Regions from separate parts of the Mus musculus genome. Here region 1 is linked to region 2. A link is a loop called in an ENCODE intact Hi-C map of the cell type or tissue named here. Cell type or tissue: left cerebral cortex. All regions are shown on one strand.

Region 1 (2,500 bases), 94 kb after region 2:
TCAGGAATGTGTCTAGGTTAGAGAACCAGGGAAATTTTGATATATCCCCCTTATAGAAAATGTGGCTTCACTCTCAAAAGTGCAGTTATAAAGTTAATTGAATTTCTCACACACACACACACACACACACACACACACACACACACACACACCCCAGCTACTTTTGGCTTAGTTCATTTAGTTTTAAAGTTATCTGCGGAGAGATTGAGAAGAATTCCGTGGTAGCCAAGCCATGGTGAATTAATGTTCCTCACAGATGGTTTTATTTCCTTGTATAATATTATTTGGATCACAAAGCACATAGCTTGGAAAACGTGAGCAGGAGGCCTTTCTGCTGTAGAGAAGTGATAACGTCAGGATCGCCGGATGTTTTGTTTCTTCTTGTTCTCCAGTTTGTCTTTCTTAAAAGGATGTAGTTGCTGGGCACTGCTTGGCCCCTTTCACTTTTGGAACAATCTCTGTTTGATACTGCAATGTTTCTGTCATTTTTAAGAACCTTTCATTTCTTACGAAAGCCTTGACTTTCCTTTGATAGGAATTCAAAGCCATTTACAGTGTATAACTTAACTCCTTTACCTATCTCTGTTGATGGTTTTCTACTTCATATTTCGTTCTTAATTAATAATGTTATCAGCACATTACATTGGATGAGTATCAGGACGTGGAGGTGGACATGGAGGTGACTGTGTGTGGACATTTTTTTTCTTTCCCTTAAAGAAAAAAAGACGTAGCATGAGCTCCCTTGTGGTTTCTGTTCCACTCTATTCCTGTCCCGGGGGCTTTGGACATAGAGGCCTCCTTTAGTGCCTCCTGTGCCCTTTCTCATTCTTCAAGTCTTGAGTCATCTCCAGGATGTCCCTGCCAGCAGTCTGCCTGTAAGTATTGAGAGAAGTTGCAGTTTCTAAAGTGCCAATTAGAAGCCGAGGGTTGGTGGGATAGTGGTGATAAGCTTTGGGGAGACCCTCAGCTCACCTACCAGCTGCCTCAGTCTGGGAGCTGGAAGCAACCACCCAAACACCCACCCAACTATATTGGGAAGTAGCACATGCTGTGGATGTAGCTGCTGACAGGCAGGGCCTTGGAAACCCACAGTGGGGTAGTTGAAAATCCTTCTTTCTGCCATTATTTTTTTTTTTAGAAGAATGAGCTAATAATAAAATATACCAGTAATGACTGGGTTTAACACTAGGTGTAAACGTTTCATCCTTACTCAACAGGCCAGTAAGGACTGGCCATCATCATCCCCTTCCCATAGGCTAAGTGTAGTCAGGATCGAAATCCAAGCTGACCTGAAGCAGCCATCGCAGGGTGTTTCCTGCCTCCCCTTCTGATAAATTATCCACGGGGCGATTGTTTTCAAAGTTTTGTATGCCTCCGAGGTACTCTGTATATATTCACCAATATGTCGACCAGTCGGTCATTAGCTGTTTGTGCAAATGCAGGTGTATCTGGTCTCTGCTTACAAGAGCCTGTAATCCCAGCATGTGGGGAACTTGAACAAGGATGGAATCCTGGAGCCCATCCAGGGATGCTTGACAAGACCTAGCTCAGAAAAACAGAGCAAAGTAAATAAAAACTTACACATACATGCATGCACGCACGCACACACACACACACACACACACACACGCAGGCACGCACACACAAACAGTTTAGTACTTCAGGTGATCTAGGTGTGTGACTCACTGGTAGATGTCTTGATTATCATACATAGAGCTCAGATCATAGATTAAGTGATCCAAACATTGTGTGCTGGGGAGTGGGTAATATACAGGTGGAAAACATACTGTCCTTGGTCTTTGTTTTTCCTCTCAGCATGTAAAAATAAATACATGCATCCAATATATTGGGCCTAGGTTTTTTAAAAGGGAGCTCATGATATTATATAAAGGATAGTTCTTAACAGTGTTTTGTATAGTTTTAATTAATTTTTCTTGATGTATAGATCACTTGTCCATTGCAAATATTTAAATAAGATTCTAAATTATAGAAGTTCATGATTTTCATGAATGATTCTTAATTAGCTATCTTATATCGATGGGCAAATATCATTAATCTGTTTCCCTTTGCTCCTAAACAAGATGATATTAAATTCTCTTGTTAATGACTACATATTCAACCTTGTCTGTTTACTGTTGCTTTTGTGTTTGTAGATAAGGGTACTCACTGTACTGGTTCAAATAAGAACCTTCTGTGCTTAAGCAATGGACACTCTGAGTTTTAGTCAGTAACAGTGTATTCCATCTAAGGCTGTTGTGTCCATTCCTGTTCTAATTTTAATTGAGAGAAGCTGATGCATTTCATTAAATGCCTTTTGACACAATGTAATTGTGAGCTCTTGCTTTTATTTTGTGGCATAATTTATATTGATTAGATTTTGAAATACTGAGTCATCTTTGCGTTCCTGAATAAACCATAATTGTTGCTAATATTTAATGTTTTATAATAGCAGTTTTGAGATGGGTCTGTAATTCTTACTATTTTGCTGTTAGGGTTATAT
Region 2 (2,500 bases):
TACTGTTATTCCTCTGCATCTGAATTATATGCTGAGAGCACCAGGCTGGAGTTACTAAGGACCCCTTCGGTGCAGGGAATGCTCTGAAGAAATACTTTGATATTAGAAACCTGGATTTGTATTTTTAAATGTTGCATCTAAGTGAAAGTTCTAATGTATTTATTTCTTAACGTTCAGGAACATCTAAAACTGGCACAATTTATTTTAAAAACAAGGCAAGTTTCCGGTAAACAAAACAGCCCTATGTATGTACTTTTCTTTCCTTCCTTCGGAAACGTTCCTTCTATAGAACCGATTCACTGAACGTAGCTCAACATTTCCAAGGGAAAAACTGATTCAGATGATACAGAAAAATATGGGCTTAGTTTCCTTTACGGTAGCTTTTGATTTGTTTTCAGCTCTAAATTTAGTAAAAAAAAAAAAAAAAAAAAAAAAAAAAAATCCCTTATGAAAGATGGGGTGCATATAAATGCAATGCCGAAATCTTTTACTATTTGAGTAATGAAAGAAACCTTTCTTTGCTACAGAACTGGTCCTCTCCACCAACCAGACAGTCCGACTGTTTATAAGACAAACACTTCTATTTGATCCAGACATTCCCAACTCTTATGAGCCATCTTTTTATTTATCGTGGATATCAATTAGCCTGAGTCATGAAGCCCGACCGCATTAAGGGCGACACGTGATCAAATCACTATTTTTAAAAGTCCACGTATTTCAAACTCCTTTCTCTAGCCATTGCTGGTTTCTCCCCCTTTGAGGACCTGGCCTCCGCAGTGTTTGTTCATTAGATGGCAGTCCTGGGAAAGCCTCGTCTTGGGGAAACCTCTCCCCTGGCACAGTTGAGAAAAAACACCGAGGAGACTTGGGCTGGTGCTAGTTTCAAGTCACTTACAGATCAAATGAAGCTAGAGGGACGCGGAGGGGAGGGGGGAATGGAGGCAGGTGCGGGTGGGTTTCTGCAGTGGCCACCGATTCCGGGTGGCGGCCGCACATTCCTAAGACTGGGACCCGAGCCAGACGACGTTGTCCGGGTTAGGGTCCCCGCCCGCAATCCCCTCCCTGGGAAGCCCTCGGACACGCCCCCCAGCTGCGGGTTCCCGCAGCCTGACACGCGCTGCGGTCCTTCTCCGCAGCTGCCCACGTGGTGGAGCACGGACCAGCACGATGCGGTGGAGCGCCCTCAGGGCGGGAGAGGAATGGGGCTGGGAGGCCCGGCTAGCACGACCCAGCCGAGTCGGTCCCCGACTCGGGGCCCCCACATTTCCTCCCCCGGAGGGAGGGAGGCGACATTCCCGGAGCCAGCCCTCCCAGGCTGCGGTCGCGCCCTCTGGCGGCCGCCGCGGAGACGGGTCCTGGGCACGAGGGGCCGCCTGTCTGGGTTCCCTTTCCAGGGCTGGGGGCCCGCGGTGGAATCGCTGTGCTTCGAGAATAGAGCCTCGCGGACCGCACCCTGTCCGCTCCCCGACTGCGCGCAAGCACCGGAACACCCAAGGAGCGCCGCCACGGGCGCCCAAGCCTGGCGTGGAAAGTGCCTTGCGTAGCAGTCTTCAGGGGTCCCCTTTCCCCCAGGTGTGCCCCTCCCGTCGCGTCCGGGCTTTCCACCACACTGCGAAAAAAATGCCGCATGCATGCACTTATTTATTTATTTTGCAACAGCTGCAAGAAACAATGAAGCTTTTTCACGGAGTCGGCCAGCGCGCTCTCCAGCCGCGCTGTTGTTGTTTTCAATGAAGCTCCGAGGCCGCACTCCCCGCCCACCGCGCCCGCAGCCCGCCCGCTCTGCTGCCCGCCCGCCCTGCCGCCGCCCCCCTGGCCACCGAGTCCCACCGGCGCCCCGGGCATTGTTTTTTGGAGTCCTGCGGGAGGGGAGGGTGCGGACAGGGCCGGCCGGCGCAGTGCGGGTGGGGGCGGAAGCGTGGGCGCGCGCGTGGCTCAGTGTGCGCGCGGGGGCCGGCGCGGGTGGAGGCGCGGGGGGCGGTGCCTCCTGGGCCCGGCTCCCCACGCCCGCGCTCCGCTCCGCACGTCCCTGCGATCCCGAACTCCGGCTCTTGGCGCCTGCCGAGTCGGGGCCCGGCCCTCGGCGCGCCGGGACTGCGGCTGTAGCCGCTTGGAGTGTGCGCGCGGGCACGTGTGCGCGGCCCCGAGAGCGCGCGCGTAGAGCCCCCAGTGTGTGGCGGCGGCGGCGGCGGCGCGGTGAGGCTGAGGTTCTTGTTTACCAGCATTAACTCCGCTGAGCGGAAAAAAAAAGGAGGGGGGGGGGGAACCGAGGAGGAGCGAGCGCACCGGGCGAACTCGAGAGAGGCGAGCGACAGGGAAGCTGCCTGCGAGCCTGTCCCGGCGCGCCCGGCGCTCGCAGACCCTCGGCCCCGCTCTCCGGACCCTCCACGCCTCTCCCCGTGCCTGCGAGAGCTCCACGGCACGCGGCGTGCTCGGCTTTGACCTTCAGCGAGCCGGAGCCCCCGCGCACGGAGTCGGCGGCGGGCGGGGGCCGACGCGG

What was found. Hi-C counts contacts between places; a loop is a spot of excess contacts. Peaks named below come from ENCODE experiments on the same cell type or tissue, not always from the same donor. Only the 100,000 strongest peaks of a DNase experiment are listed, where the experiment ranks them.
Region 1: a loop joins it to region 2, with 2.0 times the contacts of the local background. A loop is called at or near these places in 2 of 42 quality-filtered maps.

What each region holds. Positions count from the first base shown.
Region 1 is chr7:68,043,981-68,046,480 of GRCm38, forward strand. All of the region lies in intron 2 of Igf1r (insulin-like growth factor I receptor), which reads left to right. Among named protein-coding and RNA genes, the nearest start is that of Gm51488, 92 kb to the right of the region's middle. In left cerebral cortex, no CTCF peak of the experiment used is centred here; a DNase peak (open chromatin) is centred at 971.
Region 2 is chr7:67,949,732-67,952,231 of GRCm38, forward strand. No RefSeq gene overlaps it. Among named protein-coding and RNA genes, the nearest start is that of Igf1r, 1.3 kb to the right of the region's middle. In left cerebral cortex, CTCF peaks have their summits at 1,335 (motif pointing left) and 1,536; DNase peaks (open chromatin) are centred at 1,398, 1,562 and 2,077; H3K4me3 peaks cover 2,152 bases; H3K27ac peaks cover 1,900 bases.